Linked DNA regions of Mus musculus: region 2 is linked to region 1. Evidence: chromatin loops called from intact Hi-C (ENCODE). Cell type or tissue: heart. All regions are shown on one strand. Each heading gives the region's core, and the rest is flanking DNA. Links, peaks and the distances in the headings are about the cores only. Region 1 overlaps B930018H19Rik (RIKEN cDNA B930018H19 gene). Region 2 holds the start of Gm39160 (a long non-coding RNA gene).

The links. Peaks named below come from ENCODE experiments on the same cell type or tissue, not always from the same donor. Only the 100,000 strongest peaks of a DNase experiment are listed, where the experiment ranks them.
Region 2: a loop joins it to region 1, with 6 times the contacts of the local background. A loop is called at or near these places in 1 of 42 quality-filtered maps.

What each region holds. Positions count from the first base shown.
Region 1 is chr8:34,606,928-34,622,311 of GRCm38, reverse strand. It overlaps B930018H19Rik (RIKEN cDNA B930018H19 gene), which reads left to right. Exons shown (of 5, transcript NR_040706.1): 2 at 2,446-2,613. It overlaps Gm34096 (a long non-coding RNA gene), which reads right to left. Exons shown (of 3, transcript XR_001778547.2): 1 at 15,284-15,384; 2 at 13,313-13,424; 3 at 2,793-3,130. Among named protein-coding and RNA genes, the nearest start is that of Gm34096, 7.9 kb to the right of the region's middle. In heart, for the core only: no CTCF peak of the experiment used is centred there; DNase peaks (open chromatin) are centred at 7,851 and 8,191; H3K27me3 peaks cover 1,055 bases.
Region 2 is chr8:34,465,997-34,481,380 of GRCm38, reverse strand. The region is part of intron 2 of Gm46038 (a long non-coding RNA gene); the gene reads right to left. Gm39160 (a long non-coding RNA gene) reads left to right here and starts at 8,382. Exons shown (of 4, transcript XR_870327.1): 1 at 8,382-8,408; 2 at 8,867-9,204. In heart, for the core only: no CTCF peak of the experiment used is centred there; a DNase peak (open chromatin) is centred at 8,800; H3K4me3 peaks cover 844 bases; H3K27ac peaks cover 3,718 bases.

The DNA of each region.
Region 1 (15,384 bases), core at 3,826-11,825:
GCATATTTACAGGTGCGGGAGACTTTTATTTGGGATTGAGGAAAGCTAGTGCCTAGTTTAACAAAGGGAAGGAAGGGAAGGAGAGGGAGAGAGGAGAGAAGAAGACGTGGAAGACCAGTTTTGTAGAGGAGAGCAGTTTTGACCCTTGTATGTTTCTATTCTGGATCGTTTACCCCGGGGGACTTTAAAGCTTAATGATCAGATCTTTAGCTGTGTGACTTTCCACTGTCCATGTCTTTAAAGCTCTAGGCTTCTCATGTGGTTTTCATTCCCAGTTATCTCTCCCACATAAGACCCGGGGGGCTCTGCTTCTGTGAATGCTTTGCTAGGTAAGTCTCGCTAAACTCAGCTGCCATCTACTTAGAATTTAAGCAAGACTTATTGCTCTGAGCCTCTCTTATAGAACCTTTTCAATACCCTCAATGATTTATTCTCCCCCTTATTTTATGGGACCAAGAAGTGGAGGTTTTGTTTGTTTGTTTGTTAGTTTTTGTTTGTTTGTTTTGAATGAGTAATTTTCCTGCAGCCACACAATGTGGAAAAAACAGGATTCGGATGAAGTGAGTTCCGCGCTTCATCTTTCCGCTGTGATTCGCTTCCGTTGGCGGCGAGGGTGGCCACTTCCGGCTTTTTTATCCTGTGCAGAGCACAGGACCAGCAGATCGCCCTTGGCCCTCAGTTATCCTCAGAGGTGGAAGGGAGGGTGGGATAGTGGGGAGTCCTTGCCAGCTTCCCCAGGAAAGCAGAAATATACAACCTGAGATCCAGGCTAGAGATTTAAAAATAGATAGGCACAAAGCAAAAAACCGTGCACCTTTTACAAAAGCACATTCAAACCAGATGTTGTAGGTTTCTCAGGTTGAATGGATCCTCTTGGGAGGGGCTAGGGGCGGGGAGAACAGCTATAAGATGATAAGAAAGGATTACATAAAACAGAGGGGGTGACATTGTGAGGTGAGCTTGGAAATGTAATCAATACAGTCTTCTCTTGCAAAAAAGGAAAGGGAATAACAAAACCACCATTAGGGCCCAGAAAACCATGCAAGAACAAAACAAAACAAAACAAAACAAAACAAAACAAAACAAAACCCAAGAAAACATGCATGGAAGGGCTCATTTTAAAATTAATTAATTAACTTTACAATAGCAGTCCCCTTTCTCCTGGTTCCCCACCACCACCACCACCACCACACACACACATAGTCCCTCTCCTCACTTCCTGCTTCTGAGAAGGGTGAGACCTCCCTGGGTATTGCCCCACCCTGGCACATCAAATCACTGCAGGACTAGGCACATCATCTCCCACTGAGGCCAATCGAGGCTACCCAGTTAGGAGAGCAGGAACCACAGTCAGGCAACAGATTCAAGGACAGTCCCTGCTCCAGTTGATGAGTGACCCACATGAAGACCAAGCTGTATATCTGCTACATATATGAGGGGAGGCATAGGTCCAGCCCTTGCTTGCTCGTTGGTTGGTGGTTCAGTCTCTGGGAGCCCCCATGGGACCAAGTTCGTTGACTGTGTTGGTGCCTGGGTAGGCTTTATAGTGAGCATCAGCCACACATAGACATGAGCTTAGCTCCACTGGATATTTAGGCTCTGTCTTTTTGAGGCCTCTACCACTCTCACAGCAAGTGAATGGGAACAGACCCAGAATTTTATGAATGACAAAAGGATAGTGTTACCTTGCAGATGGCAAAGCTGAAGTTCTCCATGCGTGGCCAAAGGACTTGTTCAAGGTGGATCAACAGGTTTAGGGCAAATCCCATGTGACAGTCTCGTTATCTGCCCCATTGGTCATTCTATAATGCCAGGTTCAAATGCTGTGTCTGCCCTTGCACAGTCTTATTGAGCTTGGAGTACACCTGTTTGATCAACTTCTCTTCCGTGTATTGCCTTGCCTCTTGAGGGTGTTTGGCCAATGTTAATGATCACAGTAGTCAATATTAAGATGTTCTTTGGGTCTCCAAATGCTCTGGTAATGAAACCAGCCATGTATTACTGCTTTCTGTTCCCGTTGATTTCAACCCCGTTGATTAGCTACCTGTATGAATATGAACCCATAGCTCTTGTTATAGTAATACCTCTGCTTGGCCAAAGCAGAGTGGTTTCTTTGTTTTTCTGTGCTTTTTTTTTGTTTGTTTTTTTCCCTCAAGACAGGGTTTCTCTGTGTAGCCCTGGCTGTCTTGGAACTCACTCTGTAGACCAGGCTGGCCTTGAATTCAGAAATCTGCCTGCCTCTGCCTCCTAAGTGCTGGGATTAAAGGAGTGTGCCATCAGTACCCGGCGAGTGGTTTTAAAATATATTTTCTAAGGAGGTGTGTAGAGCCAAAGTTTCTATGGAAAAAAAACTCTTTGGGGGTCCTGAACTAACTGACATTCATCCTAAGAGAAGTACTCAGAGAGCTAGTGTTTGTAAGGTGGGCCTTTTTGTTTGTATTTCAGTTTCTCTGCCTTGCGGGACTCCTGTCATCGCATCCAGAAAAGAGCAGTGAGGCGCTTCCTGGGAGCCGAATATTGTGGCTAGAGAGGCAGCCCTTGCCTTCCAGGCACTTCCATCCGGGAGGAAGAATGCAGATATACTGGTCATCGTGTATTCAGTTCCATACAAGGGTGAGGATACAGCTACTGTATTTGCTTGTACTGAATCAGACCTGGCCTTGACAGCTTCTTAGGGGAAGATGGAGTTACACCGTATTGCAAAGGGGGTAGGATTCTGACAGCAAAGCACTAAAGCACTGCAGGCAGGGGTTGGGGGGCATATGTATTCCCAAGGCAGAGTGGAGGGAATGTAAGACTGCACCGCCTGCATGGGGCTGCTTTATTAAAGCAGAAGGTGAGCGTTCAGATCTCAGCTTCCAGGTAAGTATAAACTAGGAAGGTGACGATCTGAGGTGTTATTTATAGGAACATTTGGTCAGCGAGCATTTGAGTGCATCCCCAAGACTGAGAAGATAAAAATATGTGCTAATGAGGATGGCTGTGGTGGCCGCAAAGGCACACTGTGTCTGTGACAGGAGAGTCCACATGGACTGGGCACGTCTAACGATGTTCAGCAGCTGTCTGACCCTGTGAGTGTGGAGGTAACTCATCAGAACCACAACACAGCAAAGGCAGAAGGACGTTCAACCTAGTAAGAGATAACGCAAAAAAAAAATTAATTAGTTAATGGGGATTATTGAGGTAAGTTTACGTTTTGTAAGTGTCATCTCAAAAAAAAAAAAAACCAGTTTAAAATCCAACTTCTTTAAACAAGATATAACGCTTCCGGAGGAAGATAAAACTGCTAAGAGCTTTTCCTGCCTATATAAAGCGTGCAAGTCTGTTGTCTGGACACGTTACTCTGTATTTGAGCAAGTTCAAGTGATCATTCCATGTTGGACTGTCCTACCTAGAAGGTAGCTACATTTTCTTTCTTTGAAGGAGACAATCAGAATTACAACCAGACAACTTGAATTGTTCAGATATACCCATCTGGAGACCAGTGTACCCTTGGCAGACAGTTTCTTACATTTGTGCTACATTGGTAACTTATAGTATGGTTTCTGCCGTGTTTCTAAGCCCACGGCACTGTTCCAAGGCCACCAGAGCTGGCACTGTTACGTTCCCCCTCTCATTTCTAGACAGAAAACCAGCAGTGCTAAGAACTTATGTGATTGCCTGGGAACAAATGGGTAGGGAGCTCAGAGCTGAGATGCTGTGATTGTACGTAAGCCTTCTGATCAGCATGGTCTGACCCCCAGACTTGACTCTGAGCCCTATGCCTTACAAAACGTAAACAAACAGGCAAAACCCCCCAAACAGCCCCAAGTTTGGTTTTCTAGCATTAGTTCATTCAGTGCCCTTTGGTCTTGAGAGGCTGCCAACCTCTGAGCAGACTGTAGTCAAAGGCCAAGGCCTGACTCAGTTCCCCTGCATGGAAGTCTCAGGCAAGGAGCAAGCTACCCCATGAGCGAATTCTTATTTGCACAGAAGGGATTGGATTACAGGGTCATCTCGATGCCAGCCCATGCTTCCGGGCTCATTTGCATACAGAGAGAACTGTGTTCAGGTGTTTGCAAAGCCCAGTTGCCCGGTTCCTTGTTTTGTCATGCTTATTTATTTAATCCTTGCTGTAAAACTTGGATATGGGGGTGGAGCTAGGAGTCTGAGAAAATGGAAGGGATAGACAGGCCAGGGTGTTTCTTTGTAAGATACTTGAAAGCTGCCACTGTATTCCTGTGTATTCCTGAGAATGGACGAGAGGGAGGGAGGGAGGGAGGGAGGGAGGGAGGGAGGGAGGGAGGGAGGGAGGGAGAGAGAGAGAGAGAGAGAGAGAGAAAGAGAGAGAGAGATAGAGAGAGGAGCCTTAGCTATTTATCTTTGCAGGCGCTCCCCTCCCTGCCCCCAAGTCCAGCAGTTCAAATGAAACCGATTCATAGAAGACTCAGTAAAGACGTTGTTGTCTGCATCAAAGACCAAGAAACCTACAAACTTGACTGCTTGGCTTCTGCTAACTTCCATTCCTATTAGTGGTTTAGAGGTTTCAAAAAACAAAACAAGTCTTAGTTTGTTTAGACATACCAGTCATTCCAAAGACAGCCAAGGGCTGGGATCTCTACTGCTCTGAGCCCACCCCAGGGGAAGGATAAAAGTTATTCTATCTAGAAACAGAATTAGTAACAGGTTTATTTTCACATCAGGATTTTTTGCTCATAAACAAAACAAAACAAAACAAAACAAACAAAACAAAACAAAACCAAGAGGCTGTCAATCCTGCAAGATAGCTCAGAAGGTAAAGGTGCTTGTCTGTTCAAGAGTTCAGCTCCAGAAAACATGTAAAAATAGAAGCAGAGAGCTGACACAGCAATATGGTTCTGTGACCTACACACACACACACACACACACACACACACACACACACACACACACACACACACACACACACTTTAAAGAGGCTTTCAATTGTTTTAAATCCAGTGCCTACTCTTTAGGATTTGGGCATGTGGTACCTTCTTCTGCCATCTTGTAGATATGGCAGTGCCCAAAGGGGGCTTTGGAGTGTGGAATCCAGGGCGCTGAGATGCAAGATTCCAGAAATCTATATGCCTTCATTTCTTCCATTCACATTTGCCTAACCCCCCACCGTGACTCATCAGCTGAGAAAGCACCTCAACTTACCATGTCAATAAAGACTGTGGCCTTGTTTGCCAACACTCTGGTTTTCTCATCCCGTGACAGACCATCACTGGAAACCAACCATAAGGCCGGTTTTAGTATTACATGAAATAACACATGGCGAAGAACCTGGTCAGAGCCAGGCTCTGGGATCTGTCATCCCTTGGCCCTGCATTTAGAGTCAGACAAACTTGGAGTTCCTGTCTTCTATTTCCATCCTCTGTGACCCATTTGACTTGAGTTTCAGCTTCTCGCTTGAGTCCTACCTCCTCCTGGAGTCTTCTCTAGATGTCTGCCTTAAGAGCCCACATGCACTTTTGGGTTATCTTAGCATCTCAGTAACATAGTCCTGGTGGTCCCTGACCCGAGAATGAACACGCCTCTGTCCACTGGGGACTCTGGGCAAGTTACTTTACATCGAAGAAAGACTCAGTAGAGGATCTTTGAGTACACATTAGAAGAGCTAAGATACTTAGGGTTGTGTGTGTGCACGCAGAAATAAGTGATGGAGGTCAGAAAGGAGTGTCTAGCTTAACTGTGTCAGTAGGGCTGGAACTGGCTTTTGGTATCTGTAGATCCAGCTCCTATAGATTCTACCAACTCTGGGTCAGGCACTATAGAGTTCATACAATGGTAGGATCTGTGCAGACAGGTACACACCTTTATTTTTTGTCATCATCCCCTACGTAATACAGTAAAATAACTATTTTTTATTGGTTATTTTATTTATTTACATTTCAAATGTTGCCCTCCTTCTCCATTTCCCCTCAGCAACCCCCCTATCCCATCCCTCCTCCCCTCTCTATGAAGATGCTCTTCCCCCATTTTCTGCCTCACCATTCTAGCATCCCCCTATGCTGGGGCATCGAGCCTCCATAGGAGCAAACGCCTCCCCTCCCACTGATGCCAGATAAGACCATCCTCTGCTACATATGTAGCTGGAGCCATGGGTCCCTCCGTGTGCTCTCTTTGGTTGGTGGTTTAGTTCCTGGGAGCTTTGAGGTGTCTGGTTGGTTGATATTGTTATTCTTCCTGTGAGGTTGCACATCCCCTTCAGCTTCTTCAGTCCTTACCCTAACTCCTCCATTGGGTTCCCTGGGCTCAGTTCGATGGTTGGCTGTGAGTATCTGCATCTGTTTTTGTCAGATGCTGGCAGAGCCTCTCAGGGGACAGCTGTATGAGGCTCCAGTCAGCAAGCACTTCTTGGCATCAGCAATACTACTGGGGTTTGGTGTCTGCAGGTGGGATGGATCCCTAGGTGGGGCAGTCTCAGAATGGCCTTTCCTTCAGTCTCTGCTCTATTCTTTTTTTTTGTCTCTGCATTTCCTTTAGATAGGAACAATTCTGGGTTAAACTTCTTGACATGGGTGGGTGGACCTATTCTTTAACTGGGGGGGGGGCATACCTATCTACTGGAGATGGTCTCTACAGGTTCTGTCTCCCCAGTATAATAACTATTTACAAAGGATTATTTTGTATTAGGTATTGTGAGTAATCTAGAGATGATTTAAAGTATATGGAGGAAGTGTGTAGGCTCTGTGAAAATGCATGCCATTATATACAAAGGACTAAAACATCTGGGATTTGGGTATCTGTGGGATGTCCTGGAATCAATCTCCCTCCCCCACTTCCACCCTCTATACCAATACCAAGGCACGATTGTATGTCTGCTGGGAACCAGCCTAGTTATAGCAATTCGAGCTGGAGGGATACAGATCTTACAAGCAGTACTAGGATGGTATATTTGGACCTACAGTAAGATGGGTTCTGGAGAGACCTACCGCTGGCCAGTGAGACGGGGGGGGGGGTGTTTAGAGCTCTTTGGGAGAACAGCAAGCCAAGGATCACTCCCAGGGGTGAAAGGCATTCACAGGTGAGGAGATGACCAGACAGCAGAGTCCCCAAGTTCCTCATGTTCGGCAGCTGATTGCCCTGTGAGCAACAGCATATCCACAGGCTGGGGAGGCCCTGTGGAGTCTGTGGCTTCCTGTTCAGTGCAGAGGGCCAGGTGAGAGCAGCACTGGGGAGCTGCAGCTCTGTTACCTGCTGCATCTTGGGCTGCAGTTGCTGGGATATTGAAAAAAAAGGGGAAAAGAGGATTTAATATTTATTAAAGCTTTCGATACTGTCATACTCTGCTCCTCCTGGTCAAGGCTGTGCCCTCACCCCCCGGCTTGCTCTATTTAGGATTGGGATGGTTTGCTACAAATGGGAATTGCAGTAAGAGGTTGACTCCAGCTTGTTTTGAGAAACACTAATAGCAATAACACATGGCCTGCAAGTGTGTAAAGAGAGTTTTCAGTCAAAATGCTAAACGCTAAAGCTAAGGAGATAGCTATGTGTGTCGATTAGTCAGCTCGGCCACATTTGCATGTGGCTTCTAAAAGGAATCCACACCTCTTTGAGTTATTAAACCCAGTCACACTGACATCAGAAATAATGATGAGGATTTCACAGATGTTTGAAAAATGCCAAGAATGTTGTTTGATTTCGTCTTTTCTCCTTACTCCTTTCCTGACTTTTTTTTTTCCTTTTCCTTTCTGAATGTTAACTGCATATAGGTGCTATAGCCACACTTCCAGAAAAGTCACAGGGCTTTGATGCTGCCTTGCTCCCTTGCTAGCCATGGAGCTTGCTATGACACGTGCCCGAGCCCTCTAGCTAGTGTCTGTCAGCACACAGTCTTGGCTCCTGGCTTAGAGAGGACTCATGGTTGAGCCATGGAGAATGGCAGTTCCTACTTGGCGGTGGCAAGGATGTGCTCCAAGGACTGCCAGCTGCTTGACATGTCCATCCAGCCGTAAAGCAAATGCCCGACACTGTCCTTAGTACAAAGCGTTTCCTCTTGCCCCACAAAGTAATCCCAGCTGAGTTCCCTTTTCTGCAGACCCTTTAAATGCGATTGGCAGGGAGAAAGCTACGGCCCTGAGACCATGTCCTTTGCCTTTAATGCTATTATCACGTACATGAGCACTGCCAGCTCCATTTCACTCCATGCCCCATGCTCCTGGCACACTGAGGACTTTAGTGTGATCTGCTGGGCTGAAGTGGCTCTTATGTGGTTGGCAGGATCCTTCCGGCTACTACAAAGGCTGCCAATGCCCCTGGCTGTGGCTTGAGATACCCTTTTGTTCCTAGGTACTTGGCCCGGAAAAACAGTTGTGTTTTCAACGGCTTATCATGTACAATGTGTTCTCATCTCTCTATAACCTGAGAAGTCATGGCGATCTCCCTTGCCTGAAGCTGTCCTTTCTAGTAGTGCCTGTATGGGGCTCACAGGGTGGGGTGGGGGGCACCATCAACAAACAGCTTCAGTGGATGGACAAGTACAGCAATTCTCTGGGCCATTTTAAAGATCCAGTGGGCCTCTGGTGAGGCTCAATGGTGAACTTTCTAGTGTGTGTGAGGCCCTGTATTCAACCCCCAACGCTTCCCTAAATAAACAATAAGCAGTCCGTGTCGCTAAATCTTATTACATAGAAGTTGCATTGAAACTGTAAGTCACAGACTAGAGACCTTTTTTGCTGGTCCATCCTAGAGATGATTGTTTGAAGGTTGGATGGAACAGAACCATGGGGCAGAGCACTGGTGGTGGGGAAAAATTTGGAGGCACTGTTAAGCTGTCAGCTCTTTAGAGTGGCTGCTGCATGCAGGTATTGAACCTTACGCGACTATGACACTTTAGACAGACTCTTTCACTCCATCTGCATGACAGGCACAGAAGGCAGAAACGTTGCTTTACCTCAATGGTGAGGATGTTGAGGACACCTGCTTGTGGTTGTATAGCTAGCAGATGGTAGAGCCAAAGTTAGAAGTTACATAAAGTCCCCACAGTTCCCGTCATCCAATGCGGGCCAGCCACTTGGGCTCAGGAAGAGATCAGGATGAGTCAGGCCCTCTGGGACTCCTGACTGTGAAGTCTTTGGGGGAATGATCTGAGTCATGAGGATCACAGGATGCCTTCCTTACCTTTGGGAACCATCAAACATTTGCAGAATAACTTTCCACCCCCTCTTTCATTTGTCTCTGACTCAAACTCGCCCAGTGATTCTCAGCCTGTCTCTAACGAGAAGCATCTCTCTGAGGAGACGAAGATTAGTCTAGAACCCAGGGCATCTGATTGCTGATCTGCACCTCTCATCTGTTTATCAGAGAAAATAGCATTGTCATTAAGCATTGTGCAGAATACTTGCTGGAAGCTCCCGAGTTAACAATGTTATATGACTGATTTACATTTGTGTGTCCAGTATACAGAACAGCAAGGGTCTTGTTGCAGAGATAATCCATAGCTTTGGACCAAGGTATGTTGGTATTTGTAATTTATCTATGAATCAATGAGCCCCACTGTCCTGGCTTCAGAGTCTTTTTTTTTTCTTTTTAAATTGAAAATAACATATTTTTTATACAATATATTCTGATCGTGGCTTCCTCTCCCCCTTATTCCTCCCAGATCCTCCCCACCTCCCCACCCACTCAACTCTTTGCCTTCCCTCTGGCTCTTCAGAGTGATTCTTAATGGCTCATCTTCCTCCTCCTTCTCCCCTCTTCCTCCCACTTCCTATTGTGTAGCTGTTAAGAATTAGAATCGTTTGAAATGCTTCTGAGGTAGGAGCCTCTTTGTCAAAGACAATCTCAGGCAGACTGCTGATATGGCAGGCGGTTTTGAGCAAATTACACAGCAGGTAGTTTATGCCATCAGCAGCTAATGTAAAAGAATCTAGTCTTTTCCTCCTGTGCCTGGATTCTCCTTCAGTTGCCCAGGGTATGCATGAAGAAGTTCACTCTGTGAAACTGCTGAATTGACCAGAAGGTTGCTGTGGTGGTTTGAATATGCTTGGCCCTCTTAGGAGGTGTGGCCTTGTTAGAGGAAGTGCATCACTGTGGGTGTGGGCTTTGAGATCCTATGCTAAAGCTTTACCCAGAATGGAAGAGACCCTCCTCCTGGCTGCCTGCAGAAGACAGTCTCCTCTTGTTCAGATCAAGATGTAGAACTCTTGCCTCCTCCAGTACCATATCTGTCTGCACACTACTGTGCTTCCTGCCATGATGATAATGGACTGAACCTCTGAAACTCTAAGCCAGCCCCAATTAAGTGTTCTCCTTTATAAGAGTTTCCTTGGTCATGGTGTCTCTTTACAGCAACGCAAACCCACCTAAGACATTTGCTTATTCTCCAACCTTATGCCAAGTGAGAAGGGATAAGAAAAGAACAGGGAAAGGAAGAATGGAGACACATGAATGAGAAGAGTGGGGGCCATACTGAGCCAGCACTCAGGGCAGGATTCTAAGATGTCCACAGTAGAAGCCACTCTAGCAAGTTTAAGCACTCAAATCTATGAAGAGTGTGTATAGCTAAGAGGGTAGTAAGGAAGGTTGGTGAGCATGCTTTAGACTAGACAGAGTTCCTAGGAAGGATTTCCAAAGCCATATAGCAGCACTGAGTGGCTGAGGGGGCTGGCCCCACCCCCATAGTGAAACAGTGACTGTGACACAATCATACTGCTTTTGGTGGATCTAGTGCTTTTAGATCAGGAAACCAATCAGAACATTATCACTGTACTGAGGGTGTAGAACCATGCCTCTATCTCCCCTGGTCCACATCACAAAAATGGGTGCCTTGCACTCTGTCTTGCTCCCACATAACTCAATTCATAACTAAATTCTGATACAAGTGCAGTTGAATGATGGATACTGAATAATTCACCTTAAATGGCACCTCACAGAAAGCTGGGCTGGTCCCTAACACAGCAGTGGTCAGAGGTGGGGTTTTGTGACTAGATTATGAGGTCACTGGCTTATGAATAGATTAATCTGTTGTATAGATTTATAGTCACCAGGCTGCTCTGTCCCCTCACACTCTCCTGAGCATGGAGTTGGGAGGTGGGAGGGTCAGCAGCTCAAACTTCTGAACCGGCAAGGCAGAATAAATCTCTCTTCCTTACGTTATGTCTCTCAGGCATTTGTGACAGTGATGCTAAGTCTGGCCCACTCCTCTTACTTCCAATTTCTTTGCTCTCAGTTATTACTTTTGCATTGGATAAAGTTCTTACCCAGTAAGTGTAGTAGTGAATCTTCATTGTCAACTGGATGTAGTATCACCTAGGCAACATGCCTGTGGGCATTTCTGTAAGTGTTTCCAGAGAGAGCTAAATGTGGGTGGTACCAACACATGGACTGGGGTGGGGGTGGGGGGTACTTGACAGACTAAAAAGGGTAAAGGACAAAGTATGGGCACCGTTTATCTCTATCTCCGTTCTGGCTATGGATATAATGTAACTACCTACTTAACTCTCTTGCCACCATGATTTCCACAAGATGACAGACTGGATCCCTTACATCCATGTGCCAAAATAAACCCTTTCTCCCTAAGTTGGCTTTGTCAGGCATTTTGTTGCAACAAGAAAAACTACTGATACTGTGGATGAGCTATATACTACATATTAAGCCTTTGATGGTCTTGTTTATACAAAGTCACACAGACATTGTCACCACGGAAGTATCTATTTTAAGAGATGCCCCACAGGATTCTCAGCATTCTGGATCTATTATTCTGCCTTCAATATGTAACAACCACCTCTTTATCAAGCTATTGTTTCATAACCACAAAGAGCCTAATGTAGCTAGTTGGCCTACTCAGCTTCTAGTTCAATGGGGCCATTATTTTGTCTACTGGGGGAATCATGACTTCTATAGCTTGGGAGCTTAAGGTCTCAGGAGCAGGAAGCAAATATTTTTCAAATAGGTCATCAGATGTAAGAGTTGGCCAGAATGTACTGCTTGGTTCTGTGGTTTGGCATTCTGGATGCAGGACAAACATCACAGTCTATCTGTTGATCATTTGATGCATCCTGCCTCCTACAGCCTTGCTTAATATTGTCTCCCAGGTAGCTTTGTCATTGGTTAGTGGTCATGTCCCTGTTCTAGGAAACCTTGTGTGAATCCTCTCATTCACTTCTTTTCCAAATCATCATTGCTTCCCTCAAACACCCTATTCATCTCTTTCCCCCTCTTCCATGTGTGTATACATATGTGTTTGCATGGTACATGTGTGTCTACACATGTGCATACAAATGTATGTGCCTATGAATGCATGTACAGAAGCTAGAAGTCAATATTAGGTATATTTTTAAGAATCACCTTCTTATTTTTTGAGATATGATTTCTCATTGAGCATGGAACTCATTGATTGACAAAACTGGCTAGTGAGCGAGCTCCCCAGATCCTTCTGTGTCTGCTTTCAGTACTGCTCTGGGATCACATTGGCTCTCAGATATAGCATGCAAAGCGCAGGGGCCACAAAAGGCAAGGGACAGTATAGAAGAGAGTAAAGTCTAGGCTGTGGCTAAGAATCTGGGGCTAAAAGAGTCATGGCTTCATTCTCAGAGCAGCATTTGTGAGCTCAATGAACTGAAGGCTTGTGGTCTGTGAGTCAACGAGCAGATAGAGGTGGAGACTTTCAGGGGTTGATACTAATGCTAAGAAGTAAATAATTATTACATAATCATAGGAACATAACTATCTCAGGGTCCTATTTGCAATGAATGGTAGAAATACCAAAGACTTGCCATCCTAGGCCCTTTGTGCTAAAATTTTCCCAGACGGGACAGGCCAGTAGAGAGGATAATTTGTATCGATCAGATATTATGATTATTTCATGCACAGAAGCCCTGACTTACTCATGTATATATGGGCTCTTTGAGAGCAGAGACCAAGCACTTACAGGCTTTGTAATTAATAGCTTCAACACCTAACTGAGTGATGGCCACACAGAGGGACCTCAACAAATAAGATCTTAATGGAGATGATCAAATGATTGTGCCTTCCATGTTAATCCTCACTATGGTCTCTTCTCTATTTTCATTGAAATATATTATTTCACAGATAGTTACATTTGCTATTATAATTGGGTGATGCCTTTGATCATGACTTGGTAAAAGGAAGAGGAGAAAACAAGAAGTGGTGCCCTCCCTGTTTCCTGGGATGATACAGTTTTAGATGGAGCCCTGATATAAGATATCAAACAAAAGCTTTAAATACTACATAGAAGTGAAGTCCTGCTGGTGCAATTTCCTGCCCTGGTCAAAGAGGAAGAAAGTTTTTGATGGAAGAAGGAAAGAATCCTAAATTCACGCTATCTACTTTTGACATTACTTACCTAGGCCTGTGAGCGCTTTCCAGGTTGCATCAAATGCATTTTCTTTTAAGTCCTGGACACCAAGCAAGGAGCTAGAGATGTAAAGATGGGCTGTATCCAAGACTCAGCCTTCCTATGACACAAAGGGAGGAGATTTGCATCTAATGAAATCATGACACTGTCAATCTCCTTGGAAATGGCCAATAATCATAAAACTCTAGACAAAAGATGGATCCTAGAGTAACACATAGGGACGCGCTACTCGACCAATAGTTACCTATCAAAGAAGCACCTGGACAGGAAGTATAAAGCCAAGAGCATAAGGAAACTCAGAGAGCCATGTGGGCAGGAAAGTAGCAACTTTGTCATGGAGCATCTAGGTTTTGTTAAAGGTCACAGAAGAAGTGGCCTTTAAGCAATGAATGGTTATTTGTTCGTTTGGTTGGTTGGTTGTTGTTGTTGTTGTTTAACAAATAGTGAGGGAAGTCTATTCAAAGACAGTAACAAATATTCCAACATTGATAGCATAGAGTACCATTCACACACCTTTATCATTTTGAAAAACAGAAAATAGCTCCTGACTAAGGGTGGATCATTGTAGAGAACTGGACTCACAGGCCCAAACACCTGCCATCAAAAAGCAGAGAACAGCAATCACAAGGGGGACCCTCAAAGTACAGGACATAGAGTATCATCATCCTACCATGGTGGTGGATGGGTGGGGCTGGGCTGAGATGGGAAGAACACAGAAGTTGAAAATATGTCACAATGCACAGAAGTTCTCTTGGGGCAGGCCAAGTGAGACTTCAAGAATACAGGATGCCTACTGTCCCATGCTCACGAACTCTGTCCCCTCGCTTGTTCTCTGTTCTTTGCTCAAGTGGTAGAGATCTAAGCAGCTCATTATAAAGAAGGGAAACGACATTAAGGCAGAGAGGGCAAAGTCAAACTCAAACTCATTGAACTTGGTGAGTCTCCTGAGCCTCCTTCCACCCCAAGCTTGCAGAAACTGCCTGAGACTCACTGTCTCAGCTTCTGCTTTCTGGGAATCCAATAAGGATCCTCTCTGTTATGGCCAGAAGATAAAAGACTCCAAGTGATAAGCAGGGACTATGGGGTAAAGCTGTCAAGGAAAGCTGCCTGCACAAGCAGCAGTGTGGATTCTCAAGAGAAGTCTGAAAGAAGCAGAGCTTAAGAAAACCCAGGCATTACTACTCACTGTCAGACTGGGCACAGACATGGTGATATTACTAATCCTAAGTGTTTGTATATACCATGTGTTGTACAAGAGACAACCTTTCCACAGGAACTTATGAGGTAGTCTGAAAGTAAGGCGTAAATATATGTGGAAGGAACTAGAGATCTGAGGGGGAGCCCACTGTAGAACAGTGATGTGAGCAGCAGGAGAACCCCTGTGATTTCCCAGTCCCTATTTTTAGATCCATTGTTCTATGACTCTGACAAGTATGCTAAGGTAAGAATTTTGTCATCTAAGCAGTTTTCTTCTCTCCCTCTGATTGCATGACATTAGGAACCAATTCCAAAGAACAGCCATTCTGCTAAAGATCGGTTTTGTACAATAACATGGACTATTCTTTAGCCTATTCATACACACAATTCAGGATATTGGCTGGCACATTCTGGGGTCCATGTACACATACTGTTCAGGATACTGACTGGCACATATGTGGCATACACACACACAATGTTCAGGATATTGATTGGCACATTTAAGGAGCACATTGCTACTCCTTTTTAAAACTCTTAAGGTTATTCCTAAATCTTAATATTTGAACATTTAAAGTACTTTCAAACAAGCAACTTGGTATTTTCTTGAAACTCATTTTTGTAGAATTAATTTATCTTGGGGGGGGGTGATTTTGGAGATCAGTACTCTATTACCAAGCTGTATCATTAGCCTTCTAAGTAATAGTTTCATTAAAAGACTCTTAGAAAAACAATGTAAAGGGGAAAGGGTTAATTTCAACTCACAGTTCTAGATACTGGTCATAACAGCAGGAAACTCAAGGCAGCAGCAACTTGAAGCGGGTGGTCACATTTCATCCCCAACAGAGAGTGTGTTTGGCTCCTTC
Region 2 (15,384 bases), core at 2,508-10,507, 140 kb after region 1:
GAAAAATGAGAGGTTCAGAAAAGCCGTGGCCCCAGGGTGCTCATGTGCTAGGGCAACAAGATCCAAAACTGCCAGTCTTTCTTTCTGCTGGGGTGGGACTACCTGTTCCAGGACCCAAGTCAGAACCCTTTCCCATCTGAGTTTCAGATCATTCTTTCCCTTCTTCCTACCCCTCAGTGAGGGAAGCCCTTTGCTGCTAACATTTATTCCTAACATTTATCTTTGTCACATGAAATGATGCAACACCTTAGTTAAGACTTATTGTCCTTCCTAAAGTTTTATTTATGTTTTAGTTCTCTTTAAAGAGCAATTGGAAAGGATCTTAGGAAAAGGGTCTAATACACCAGATATTTAATAATGAGCTCACAGCAGAACCACCCCTTCAATGCTCTACCTGACCCCCCTTTTTGCTTAAAGGCTGATCTAGTCTATAGACTGACAATTGAAGAAAATCTACACGAAACACACTCAATAAACATATTGGACCAACCTTGGCATGCTTACTTCCTGGGCAAATGCCCCACAGTTTGGAGACATTCAAGGACATCCCCACTCCGCAACCAGGCTCACTTTTCCTTATTAAAGAGGAACAAGCAACCTCCCTGTGTGTGTTACCTGCAGGTAAAGCCATGCCTCCATCCCAGCATTCCCAGGGAACAGGAGAGAGGCTGGGATCCACCCCCACTATGCTATGTTTGGAGGCAGTAGTCAGATGGGGAGGAAGTCACGAAGGAACGTCTGAATCAGATGGTATTTCACCCACCACACAGCCTGGGTGACTTGTGTTCTCATCCACACAAGTCAAACAGTCCTCCAGGCTTGCTAAAAGCGACCCAAAGAGGCTTGGGGTGACAGGGACATCCAGTCAGCATTGAAGATAGGGGAGGTGGGATGGGAGGGTGGAGAAAAGGCAGGGCATACTGTTGGTAGGGGAAAGACAATGAATTCAACAGGTTTTCCTCTCAAGGTTAGAAGGGGACAGATGGAGAGGGTAGAGGTAACTTTCATTTGGAACCCCACCCCCACTCCTTTCTTCCCTAGGATTCTCCACTTCCAGATCCCCTGCCCAATCACAGATTCCTCTCCAATGCCTGCAACCCGAGTGTGATGGTTTGTATATCCTTGGACCAGGGAGTGGCACCATCTGAAGGTGTGGCCTTGTTGGAATAGGTGTGACCTGGTTGGAATGGGTGTGTCACTGTGGGTATGGGTATAAGATCCTCACCCTAGTTGCCTGGATGTCAGTCTTCCACTAGCAGCCTTTGGATGAAGACATAGAACTCTCAGCTCCTCCTACGCCATGCCTGCCTGGATACTGCCATGCTCCCACCTTGATGATAATGGACTGAACCTCTGAACATGTAAGCCAGTCCCAATTAAATGTTGTTTTTTATAAGACTTGCCTTGGTCATGGTGTCTGTTCACAGCAGTAAAACCCTAACTAAGACACCAAGAAAGCAATTTCTGATAGGCCCATATAGGAACCAAGGTGAAGGAATTTTGATATCTGGGTTTCTGTGTACCACCTAGCTGAAGGTATCTCTGAGTTAGCTATTCCTTATATGGCTTTATGTCCCAGCCTGCACTGGGAACATACCAATCTCTTGATAAGGATCTTTTGATTCGAATGGCTCACCCAGGATTAGGAACTAAGGAAGTGCTAACATGGAACCTCCCTTGAAGAATTCCATGGATTATTACCATCAGAATCTTCATGCCTGGGACAGATGAAAACCTACCCCAGAAGTTCGTCTGAGAACCCCACAGGCAGGCACTCCAAGCTACTGGGGGAAAAGCTTGTTCTATTATTATCAGAGTCTAATAATTCTTAGATGGCTGTTATAGCTGACTCCCCAACTATGTGATGTGGTTACCCCACATAGAGTGGACCCCCCTGGACGGTCAGCAGACTTACTCTATTAAGAGGCAGCCCAAAGCAAGTGGAGAGTATATGGAGAGGAGGGGTTGAAGGGAGGAAAAGGAAGTGGGGAATGTTGTAATTATATTCTAACTTCAAAAGATTAAAAAAGACACAGCTTTTTTAACTTTCTTTGGACTCAAATTTTTGTTTTGGTATTTCTCTGTTTCTAGGTATTTTGTTTTATTTTGTTTGGGATGTGATGGTTTGGGTTGTTTATTTGTTTCTTTGTTTGTTTGTTTTTCCTGTTTTGTTTTCCAGACGAGGTCTCACATCTCACTCTGTAACCCAGGCTGGCCAACTTGCAATGACCTTTTGCGTCAGCCTCCTGAGTGCCAAAAATACAGGCCTGAGTCACTGCACCTGGCTTCGTCTGACTCTTATGTCACATGAAACCTCTACTTTATCAAGGGCCAAAAAGTATTTGTATAACACACCTCTATCAGGGTCACTTCATTCCTTGGGGACATCTGATAGGTATTTATTTACATACTGGTAAAGACATAGATTTATAACTGAATGTTTTATATTGTAGGAAATGTAGGTTGTTTTGGGTTGAGAATAATCTGGACAGATTCCCTTATTGTTAACATTTATTCTGATTAAAGAAAAAAAATAATGAGGCTAACAAAACCTTCCCACCCCTCGCATGTCACACCCAACCTTCCAAGGGCAGCAGGAAGGCTGTGTACCAGCTCTGCTGCTACAGAAACCTCCTGGCACAAAAACTTTCAACCTGGGGACAGAAGGCCAGAGTCTGATAGAGCACAGGAAAGTATTACAAAGACTCTGCAGCTGGACTGTCTGGGTACTGGCTTGGTGTGGGGGAGCAGGTGTGTGCTAAGGGGCAGTCCAGAGTCCCCTGATGGTCACAAGGATTGCACAATTAGCACTGAATGGCAGCAGGTGACCATATCTGCTATCTAGAGTATAGTCACACTTAGGGACCTGGGACAGACTGACAGTTTTTTATTAAAATGTTTCCATGGATAAAGAAACAATAGTTATTATGTTGTCCCCAAAATGCCCATGAAAATTGATGCTGGGCTCCAAGTGATTCTAAGAAGGACTGAATCACAGAACTATCTACTCTCAAAGTGCTGAACGGGAGACATCGTGAGGCAGTGAACTAATTGTCTGTTACTAATTGTCTGATACGGAGAACCAATCAAAAGCTCACATTCTCATTTTCTCTATATGCCAGGAACTGCTCTGAGCCCTTTTCAAGGACTAGAACATGACACCCTTAGAATAACCTGAGGTATAAGCCATTACCATTCCTACACTAGAGCTGGGCAGCCAAGGCAGAACGAGCCTGGAACATCACAGAGGACCCTAGCCTTGACCCTAGCCTACTGTTTGTATTGCTTCTGGGTTCCATCAGTGTGGTATTCTTGTCTTTTTGAGATGGGGGTCTCGCTGTACAGCTGTGACCCCCAACTCCTCATGTAGATTGTGCCAGCCTCTGATTTGCAATAAATTTCCTGAGTGCTGGCATCACAGGTGTGTGCTATCACTCCCAACAAGGGCACAATCTTGATGAACAGTGTCACCATAAGACTCTAAGCCCTACCCCTGGCCTCTCCACTACCCAGGATACTTTAGGGCAGTGGTTCTCAATCCTCCTAATGCTGTGACCCTTTAATATAGTTCCTTGTGTTGTGGTGAACCCCCCCACCATAAAATTATTTTTACTACTTCATAACTCTAGGTTTGCTACTGTTATGAATTATGATGTAAATACCTGTGTTTTCTGGTGGTCTTAGGTGACCCTTGTGAAAAGGTCATTGAAGCAACCCCACGAGTTGAGAACCGTTGCTCTAAGAATTCCCAGTGATTCACATTTGTGACCTTTCCTATAAATGGGTCTGTTCGTATTACCATTGGTGGCTTCATCTCATATTGCCATTGCTAGATCCATCTTTTCCATTTGGTTTAGCTTCTGTTAACTGATGAGTTACAAGAACCTTAATGAAAGTGGTAAGGTTAGATTGGGAAACTGACAGAAGCATGAGCTGAGACTCTGAGGAACATCCTCCGCCACAAGCACGCAGGGGTTAAGGTGGTACGGGCTTAACACACTCTCTCCCATTAGCAATGCTGTGAATCCCAAAATACTCTCTCTGGGTCCCCACCTCTCTATGATTTTGGAATCCCAGAAACAAAAACCATCTCCCGTAGTCACCTCTATGGCTTCCTAGAGCAGAGCTGACTCTTCACCTCTCACGGGAGACATCGGTATCAAGGAGCGGGTAAATCCTAGACCCCATTACAACCAAAGCCTTCAATGCTCTTCTGGAACAGAGAAATGTGTGTGTATGTATACATCAAATTCCAGTTCATGAAAAATAAAGACCAGGGAAATCACAGAGAATCAGAGAGGTTAAATCATTTACTTTAGACCACACAGCTATGCAATAATGTCTTTCTTTCCCTAACATGAAGCATAGGGGCTTCTCCTTAAATGTGCAGTTATCTGTCAGAACTGAGGAAGATCGGGGAACCTCTATAGCTTCTGTTATGCACATAGAGAACAATCTGCTGTATACACCCCACAGAACTATTGCACGATGACACCAAATCATGTTCTTCCCTCCCTTCTACTGTCCCTCCAAATAAATCCACTGGCTGACAAGGAAATTGTCTCTTTTCTCTTTCCCTCCCTCCTCTGTCTCACAGATTTTGAAATGAAACAGCATGGTGACTTAGCCAAGGTGCGACATAGACAGACTTAGACTGGGCTAGTGTGTCTCACCAGCCAAGTAAGTTCTGGGGTTCTGTTTCCAATGTCTGTGTGTTGCTGTGGCTATTAACTGCCTCCTGTGTGTGTGTGATAAGAAGAGAGAGGTTGAGGCTGAGGTTGGCGGTCAAGGCCATCCTGGGCTTCATAGTAAGAGCTTGTCTCAAAGAATCCAATTGAAAACCAACTAAAGCCAACAAAAACCCCAAACCAAGCATACAGAGGAAAAACTGGGGGTCTGGGTAGGATCAACCTCCGCTTCCAAAATAAAAGCTGTCCAAGGCTGCTCCACACTGGTCCAAGGCTGCTCCACACTGGTCCAAGGCTGCTCCACACTGGTCCAAGGCTGCTCCACACTGGTCCAAGGCTGCTCCACACTGGTCCAAGGCTGTTCCACAGTTGTCCAAGGCTGCTCCACACTGGTCCAAGGCTGCTCCACACTGGTCCAAGGCTGTTCCACACTGGTCCAAGGCTGCTCCACACTGGTCCTCATCTTCTTACTCCTCTCACTAAGCAGTCACCTTTACCCATAACTTCCAGAAGGGAGGGGTTTCTTCTTTCTCAAATAATAGTTTTACTATTTTTACTAGTTCTACAGCGGCCAGTATCCACAAGCCTCTATGCCTTTTGTCCTCTCCTTTTCCATCAACAACTTTCCTATTCTTTTAATCGCCCATCCAGTTCAAGGATTGACTTCTTGCCTCTGGCATCTCCTTTGCCTCCCGGTATAAATCAGAAAGCATTCTTTTCTGGTTGGTTGGACAACCAACTCGCTTGAGGCTAAACACACTCATGAATGCCAGTGTCTAGGAAGCCTCACCTCCTCTCTCCAGGGACAGTGGCCCCGCAGCCACTCTGAATGTAAACACACACGCACACAGGCATGCATGCACAGCGCACACCCTGACTTCAGCAATAAGCCATTGGCAGAGGACCCTTGTGCTTTGGCTCAAGCTCTGTTCTCTCTTCAGAAATCCGTGTAGCCATTTCCATGCTTATCTTCCCATTTTCCATCCCTCCAGCTTCCTCCGTAGTGTGTATCCACCCTCTTCCCACAGTTTTGTCAGCCCTGACCTAGACCCTCTCACCTTCACTCCTTCCTCCCCCTGACCCCAGCTCCGAGTCCTATACGTATATTGTTTTTCAGGATTTCATTATAGTCCACTCTCTGTATTCTTTTAACTAAAATTCCCTCTGGAGGCATAGCTATAATTTTTCTGCATCCATATCTATAACTGCCATGATGCTCTGGCAGCCATGAAAGTCAATCCCAGTTCTTGAGTCTGGTACTGTGGTACTGCACAGTTTGACACGTCCTCATCCAAACCAGTGTCTTTCTAGAACATTCACTGTGTGCTTTCCCATTATTACCAGCCAGCTAAGTATGGCAGTTTTCAAGGTTATAGGGAGAAATGATAATAGAGTCACGGACTCCATAATGATATTTTTGGCAAATGACAGACACATTATGACAACAATCCCATAAGATTATATTGCCTAGTGATGTTGTGGCCATTTTGTTTGTATAAAATACATTCTGTGATGTTTATACAATCACTAGGCAAAGTCTCCAAGTGATTCATTTCCTAAGCCTTGGTCCCATCCTGAAGCTTCACACAACTACATACGTATATGTATACTTGATTTTTTTTTTAACCTATCCCAACATGAACTCAGAACAAAGTCGGGCTTTTTTTTTTTTCAAGTCCCTTATTTAAAGAGATGTTAAATGGAGAGGAAGAAAATGGATAAGCGCAATTACTAACCAGGATCATTTCTGAGCACGTCCTGTGCACCCATCACCAGACTAAGTGTTTACATGTGCTGGCTTGTTTAATGTCACACGGAACCCGTGAGTCACAGTCATGGCTCATTGACAAAAGTCACGCTACAAAAGATAAAACTGGGCACGGAGGAGGTTAAGTGACTGCCTGATGCTGGAGCCCAGGAAGCAGTCAGTGAGGCTGAGCAGGCACCCAGATGTGTCTGACTGCTAACTCCTTGAACCGACCTTTCTGTTCTGTCTTAGCAGTGCCAACCTGTGGAAGGACTGGGGTGGAGATGGCACTGTCTTCCACTGTCATGAGGACTCAGCCTTCCAACTGCCCACCAGCAAGGGAACTGGAAATCCCACACCTTAGCCAAAACATGTGGGAGTCTTACTTAAAATACCTGCTTTAAATAAAGAAAGGGAACGCTATGGTAAAAAGACACCTCTTTTAGTAATAAGAGATCTGGTTGGGCTGGGCATGTGGCACAGGGATCGGGCACTTGTCTGACATGTGAAATTCTGAGTGTAATCCCTAACAGCAAGGTCCAAACGGTGGCTATGGTTAACAATAACACACTGTATGCTTGAAATCCAGTGGTCTCCTCACAGAAAATAAATAATTTATAAAGGGGATGGCTATGAGGCAATCATTATTTTACTCAGCTTCATCATAGGACTCTCTCCTGCAACACATGGAATCAAACCACCATCCTCAAACATGCGCAGTGTTACTACCAGTCATGCCTCAATAATGCTAGAGGTATCCCCAACTTTTATTTTGCTGCTGTTAATGGAAGACACTGTAGCTCTAATGACAAGACAACGGTTAGGCTCGGCATGCTTAAGGTACTTGTGTTGGGTAGGATGTAAGTCTCCTCTCTAACGACCTTCGTTGGAATGCCCCACCCCATTCTCCCTTAGTCCTCACTGTGACCCCGTAGCTCTCCCGAGCCTCATCCTTCAAAAATAAAGTGAGGTCTCCAGCTAACAGGACGTGCCAAGGTCACACTGCTTGTACACAGTTTGAACTGTCCCGTGCTGCCTCGCATTAACACCACTTATTCCTGGGTACAAGTCATTGTCTGGTAAATCTTATTTCTGGCACTTTCATGGTACTGGTGACAGTTACAGCACTTGAGCCTCAGGGAGCGATCACTGCACAGACTCATTAAACCCAGAGGATTTGCTGAATCCAGAGGTTGACCCACCGTGCAGAAGGGCTCCATAGAGGCTTTTGTGTGTGTGTGTGTGTGTGTGTGTGTGTGTGTGTGTGTGTGAGGGTATTTGCTATAATGTGACTTTATCTGAACATTGAGCCCTTCTGAAAATTCCACTTCAAAGAAAGAGTCCATCCCTGCCCGCCCTGGTTGCTTCTTTGCAGCTGGCATTCCTGAGCCAATCAGAGATTACTGGAGCTTCTCTTTCAACTTCAGAAAGGCAATGGAGGGATCCAGGCTGTCCACCCACCCCTTCCCTGGCAGATGATACTGGCTAGAGACTCAGGTCTCTTCCCTGGGTCTAATCAGATATGCCATCTGGGTGTCACAACACTTTCTGAGAACCACAACTTGGGAGAGCCAACCAGACTTTCTCAGGACCAAAGCCACTGTAGGGCTTAACAGCTCTCTCATTTATTTGATGAGGACACACAGCTCCCACGGGAGAGCCGAGAGGAAGGAACAACAACAACAACAAAAAAGAAGCCCAAGCAGAGTCTAAGATCACACTTCCCATGTCCTTAAGCCTACTTACAGTCACCCTGTCTACCAAAATTCCTCACCCAGAGCAAACGGAGCCAGCACACAATGGTCATGTTTACAGAGTCCAGGAGGAGGCATAGGATAGAAGTATAAAAGGGATTTCCTTATCACCACTCCCCCATCCCCACAAAACACACTCACACACACAGAGACATACAGGAGCCCACTTTTCCTTGTTGCGGTTACTAGGCAACCCAGCGTGAGTCATCACATCTCCAGGTAGATTAGCAGAACCGAGAATGGCTTCTGTTTATTTGTTAAAAGCTTTGACCCTTCTCTTCTCTTAATAGCTCGGGTTTGATGTCGATAATATCTACATAGTCCTCTTCCCCACAGAAATCCTGAAATTGGTCGGCTTAGCTCATTTAATCTTAAAAAGCAATTGACTCCTCCACCCCCTGCCCCGCCCCGCCCCCTCTCCCGTCCCTGCCCCTCCACATCAGGCCAGGATAAAGAATCCAGAGTTTATGCTAAAATTAGCAGGGATTAGAAATGCTGCCTGAGCTATGAGGTGACGATTAGAGACCACATCCCCTGTGCTCGGGGCAGAGGGCACCCTGAGAGGCATCTGGTCTGGGAAGGCAGGCCTTCCAGCTGCCGGACTCCTGCTGCATCTAAGGAACCCGGCATTGAAGAGACCCTGGGGGAGCAATGCTCTTACAGAGTTTCTATTTTAGGCCCTGGAAGTCTTCACAGCTCATTGGCTCTGCACCCCAAGCAGGAAGGTCCTCAGAGGAGGACCAGACGTTGGAAGACTTTACCAAAACCAGGAATAAGTCGGCAGAGAAAAATAAGAGGCGCCATGGGAGCTAAGCACGTGTGCTGAAAAAAATTCAGGGGGCAGAGCTCGGCGAGTGATGCACCCCCTCATGAGTTCAAGACCCCAGCTCCAGTCTCTGGCACCCACGTGAATGTTGGGTGAGTGGGGCAACCCACTGATAATCTCAGCCATCAGGCAGAGACAGAGGATTCCTGGGGCAAGCTAATGAACTAGACCAGCTGACTCAGTAAACAGGTGAGAAAGCTTGTTTTAAAACATACAGTGTGAAACGAGGAAGGGAAGCACCAATCCGTCAGCCTTGTACAAGCCACAAGCATGCACGCACACACACACACACACACACACACACACACACACACACACACTTTAAAGTAAAGCAACAATTGCCACCTAACTGTAGAGTATGTCTCTCAGGAGTTCCCCTTGGATCTACTCATGGGTAACTCAGATGCCTTGAATGTGAGCCCTTACTTAGATGTAAAAGGCAGGCACCAGTTACTGAGCTTGCCCTGTGTCTTTTCAGTAGACACAGGTATGAAACCAAATCGTTTTCCAGGAATCTATTAGTAGATGAAAGCCAGGGCTCTGAACACATGGAAGAAGAAAGATGGATGGGTTCCTGGGCCCTCGTCAAGACAGCTTGACAGACAACCCTGTGTGGCGGTCAGCTTTTAGTCCCCAGGACAAAACATCTAAGCCAAACAATTTATAAAAAGGAAGGACTTCTTTCTGTCACACTTTTTCCGGTTCCAGTCCATGATCACTTTGGCTTTGTTCTTTCTGAGCCTGTGCTGAGATAGACCATCATGGTAGGGAGTGCATGGGTGTGCAAGCTGCCAGTGCATGGGCTCTTGGGAGAAAACGAAAAGAGCGTGGAGCCAGGGCCTCAGTATTTCTTTCAGCCTTGCACGGTTGGCACCTCCTCTCCCTAGGCCTTACCTTCCTAAGTCTCCACCACCAAACAGTGGCACCACAGGCCAGTGGCCACGCCTCCAGTGTACCACCCTTTAAGGCAGTACTCCAAACTCTAGACCATCACACCCTGGTTCTTAAACTTCTGTTCTTGGTACAGAACTTGGTTCAGTTTTGTGAAAGTGGAGGCATTTGACCTTTCAGCAGTTCGGCTGAAGGTAATTGCTATTTGTGGATAAGAGGAAAGACGCATAAACAATTCCACCACAGCTTGCCTCTCCCCACCTCCAAGGCTAACAGCAGCCAGCCATCAACGCTTTTCATCACGTCCCCTTGCAAAACCACAACAGGGATGGGCAAATGATCAGCTCTTGAGCCAAGCCACTTGCAAGGAGCCTGTAGTCATCTATAGCTACTGGAACAACCGATAAAATGTTTCCAGATCTGGAGAGAAAGAAGTATGGTTTTTGAAAGATTAGTTTTTGAAATTTTTCATTTTTATAAAACTTTTTTGAGACATGGTCTCATCAGCTTCTCTCCTAGGTCCCAGCAGCCCTACCAGAGGCCTCATTTACAGATGAGACTGTAAGGGTCCATGGAGGGACAGTTTCTCAGACACACTCTTTCAAGCGCACATTCACTGACAGGCACAGGTAGACGATTTTAATGGTCTTCCAATTTCCTTCTCTTCAAATGAGAAAAAGGATGAGAAGAGACGCCACTTGGTCAGTAAGATGTGATGCCCTACTTAAGAACAGAAACAAGATTCTTGACGGAAATGCACTGCACTCGCTCAGCTCTGGTGTTTGAAGGGAGAGAGAGGTTTCCCTTCGATGTCATTATTGTGTAAACATCTTGTCTAGCTGGTTGTTATATCAACAACCACCACAGAGGTCTGTCAGAGGATAGAAAAGCAATGTTTTGTTCCACCAACACTTTGGTACGCATAAACTGGCATCGTCAGCGCCAGTAAACAGAAGGCTTTGTCCATAGGTGCCCAGTGTCCTGGGGTGGGAATGAGACCCATTAAGGCAGGGGTTTTCAACCTGTGGGTCACGCCCCCTCCAACAAACTTCTACCTCCCAAAGTGTTTACATTACGATTCATAAAGATTAGCCAAATTACAGTTATGGAGTAGCAGCGAAAGTAATTTTATGGCTGGGTTGAGGAGTCACCTCAACATGAAAAAATAGTCGCAGCGTTAGAAAGGCTGAGTTTGCATCAAGGGATGAAAGAGGAAGGGTAAAGACCTCAAAGGCAGTGTCTCTTACATCATAGCTATGTGATGGAAGTGTTGCTGAACTGCAGGGTTGCGTTCCCAGATTTAGCCACCCAGTAGCAGGATTTAGCGACTGTCTCCATTTTTATCTCTTCTGGGACCCCATGACCTTGACTAATCCCCTGGAAGCAGGAGCCGCAGAGCCTTTGGTCTGCTGCGACACTCACTCTCCAGGAAGAGGGAAATGACCTTAAGCCTTATGAAATTGCCTGCAGCAGCTCTTGGCTCCACTCTGTTCCATTTGGGAGGTCTCTCAGCACCTTGACATTTCCTTTTCACAGCTGCTCTTACCAGCCTCACTCCCTACCTCTTTGAAAAGGTCTCCTCTGCCACCTTTGAATAGAAACTAAAAATACCAAATTAGACATATCCCACCACGGTGAAAATCTCAGTCCATCTGAGATCAATCACCCGGAGGCTTGAAGAGGCAAATTTTTTTTTTGTATTTGTTATTATGTTCCGTTTTTCAGAAAAGGATCATTTCATCTCATGGGGATGGATTTGCTCAATTAAACCCCAGAAACCAGAGTGAAGTCTGTTCCAGCCCTTCCTACCTATGTCAGAATTATAACTAAAGAATTGCTGTGTGTCCGTGGGCATTACATTTTGGAACCAACTGGTAGCATCCTTGATATGAGCACAGCTGGAACAGTTCCTTTCGTGAGGTGCCTGGCATGACCCGATTCTGGTTGCAGTGGGTTTGAGTTTCCTCCCTCTGCCTTCTCTTTCCAAAGCACTAAGCTTGAGGCTTGGAGCTTGTACCTGCACCCTGCAAGCTCTGCCCCAGGCTCCAGCTCCATCTATCTCACCCTATATGATTTATCTCACTTTTGTGGATTCCTCTAAATTCCAGCTGTTCTCCCTTCTCTCCTTAATGTGCGTTTTCTCCTGCTGAAACTGCCTTCAGGCAGCTTCTGGAATGATCTATTTCCCCTTTCAACTCTGTCATCAGCATGCTGCTAAATGAGTCCTCCTAAACCCCAGCTTGGCTGGGGACTCCTGTGGAAATATATCTCTTCCAAAACTGAGCCTGAAGAAGAGGGGGATGTTTAAACATCTCTCCGGGGATTCCTGAGAGCAGAGGGGAGGCTGCAGGGCTGGGTGGAACCTGCACAGAAGCTCCAGGGTTCCCCAAAGAAAGGCAGATGGTGTCCGGTGCTGGACTGAGAAAGAATTGTACTATTCTCTTGTTTATATGCTTGATAGTGAGTGACATGTTTAGGCTCTGCTGTGTTGGCTCCTGCTTCTAGAAGGCTCCCTCACAACCAGAATTTTATACTTGTCTATACTTGGCTGTTCAGAAAGAAGGACTGCAGTGATATGGGGTCATGTCAATATGCATTTAGGTGCATTCAGTGTCATTTTTAAGCAAATAGAAGATAGAGGAGCGGTTATAGAATGGGGAATACTCTAGAGTCAGACTATGCTTTATCCAAACATTGACCAAAACATTCACACGTGTGATCCTCATAAATTATCTTAATTCTCTAAAACTTCAATTTCATCATTGGTAAAATGTGACCTAAAGTGATTTAAAGGATATCCATGCTATTACACTCCTGACTTTAGAGATGATACAGAAAGCAATTTGCCCAACATCTAGCAATGGCCATAGATCTTGGCAAATGTGAGGGACTTGGGTGGCTGAAGTTTCACTGCTTAGGTTCTGCCACAGAAGAACAGGGATACAGAGACACCTGAGACACCCCCCACCTCCCACCTCCCCTCACCCCCACTTTATTTACCTCCCTGGTTGACCATGGCTATCTATGGAGACAGTGGTGGTTTGAATAAGAATGGTCCCATAGGCTGTTCTAGTTGACTGCAGATCAGCACTATTTGACAGGATTAGGAGGTGTGGCTTTGTTAGAAGTGTGTGTGTGGAGGTGGACTTTGAGTTTTGTGTTCCCCCACTGCCTGTGTATCAGGATGTAGAATGCTCAATTATTTCTCTAGCACCACACCTCCCACACTTGCTGCCATGCTGACAATGGACTGAACATCTGAAACTGTAAGCCAGCCCCCAAATTAAATGCTTTCTCTTGTAAGGGTTGCCATGGTCATGGTGTCACAGCAATAAGGCAGAACACTAGGACACCGCCCAAAGATCGTGAAGACTTGCATCTGACATCGGGAAATCGATTCCAAACTAACTGGAAAACTTCATCTCTGCTGGCTAGCTTTCATAGTTCCAGAAGGTATTATGTCAGGCTAATGGGAGGGAAGAGAGAAGTGTGGTCTTACCCAGGGCTGGACCCTGTGTGCTACATTACTGACCTGCCAGGCAAGGTGTACCCCTGGCGCAACAGTAGCATGATGGTGAGGAGAGTAAGCTAGGCTCAAGCAACACTGAATAAGAGAGGACAGAAGGTACTGAAGAGTGCTATAAAGTGCTGCCCTCCAGATGTGACATGGCACCACACTTGTGAACTCATAACAGCTATGGTTCCCTGCATAAGATCAAGTCAATTAAACCACAGCATGAGGCCCCTCCCCTGGGCAAGGAGCTATTGGAAGTTGATAGCCACTGGGGTAAGGAGAGTCACTTTTCTTCAGGGGCATGGCCACTGTTTGGTTGCCCATCCTCCACCTCTGTGAAAACACAGGAAGTCGTGAGTGGATTCTGTGGATAGTTAAAACAAGCAAGATGATGTAGGCTTGAGAGAGGGGATGTGCTGATGGGGTGTGGAGAGGAACTGGAGACAGAAGTGGAGGGATGGATGTGAGCTAATGCATTGTACACGTGTACGTAATTACCAAAGAATACACTTAAAGTATGTTCAACATGAATTCCTGCACCTATGCGATTCTCTGGGGGGACCCAGGTTGAGCCCAGCATCCAGAAGATGCCATCAGCCTGCCCAGTTGACCATCAGAGGACCAACAGAGACACTAGAATGGAGCAGACATTACAGACTTGAGGTGCTGCAAATCCTTATGGAGATGAGGTCTTGGAAAAATATTCACCCAGGGTCACTCACTCTGGGCAGCCTTGCTGGGTCCCTCAACTAAGAAGCAGCTGGGCCAAGGCAGGCCTTGGCCCGCTGCCCACAGTGCCCTGAGCTCCATGTGCAGGGCTGGTTCACAGGAAGTTCCAGGAGAGTGGGGCTGTTATTATATTCTAAATGCCTTGGGGAGTTCGAACGGGAAGAAACCTCATGGTAGAGCAAATTTGTAGAAACAAAATGTGACTTCGCCTCTGTTCTGAGTCTTGATTCCGGTTTTATATAAAAGGAAGCTCACTTGCAAGTAATTAGGGGCCAGAACAGATGGTTGAGACCAGGGTATTGCTTCCCAAGCTGGCTAGCTTTTAAATGGAGGGATAAAGGCAGACAGTCTAGAATAAAGAATTAATTTGATATTTGCCTGTGTTCCTTGAAGGCATCATAAACTTTTATAATTGCCTGTATGATAGGAGTATCTCTGTATTAATAGGGGGTCCATAGAACTACACCCAAACTTGTGCCAATGAGAAGAATAAACTCTAGGCTAGGAGGGAGGCCAGTGGTAAGATTAGAGGATTCGGGGAGGTAGGACAGTTTTACATAGAAAGGAGTTGTGTAGTCAGTGATTTAATCAATCTTACCTGCATAGTGAGCCCCTTTAAAAACTCTGGACATCAAGACACACTGTCTCTGTCTGTGTTCTATTGCTGTGAAGAGACACAATAGCAACAACAACTCTTGTAAAAGAAGACATTTAATTGGGGCTGGCTTATCTTTCCAGAGATTTCGTCCATTGTCATCATGGTGGGAAGCGTAGCAGCATGCAAGCAGACCTAGTAGTGGAGAGGTAGCTGAAGGTTCTACCTCTGGATCTGCAGGCACCAGGAAGAACAAGAGACACTGGACCTGGCTTGGGCTTTTGGAACCTTGAAGTCCCATCTCCAGTGACCCACTTCCTCCAACAAAGCCCTGCCTCCTAATCCTTTGAAATAGAGCTACTGCCGGGTGACCAAGCATATCAAATCTATGAGCCCTGAAGATATTAAACCTTTGTGTTTGAGGCTCTTCTAGATTGTGTAGGGCAGGGACTCCAAAATGAGTACCGCTGCCTAACCGATGTAGGTGACTGAGTGACCAACGTGAAGAGGGGGTGCTGCACATCTAGTTGGGACAACTGGACTGACCACCTCATCCCCTCCTCATACATCACTACAGCTTTTGCCACAAGTCCTTTAAAAAAAAAGTCTAGCCTACCCTATCCTATCCACCCCACTTCCA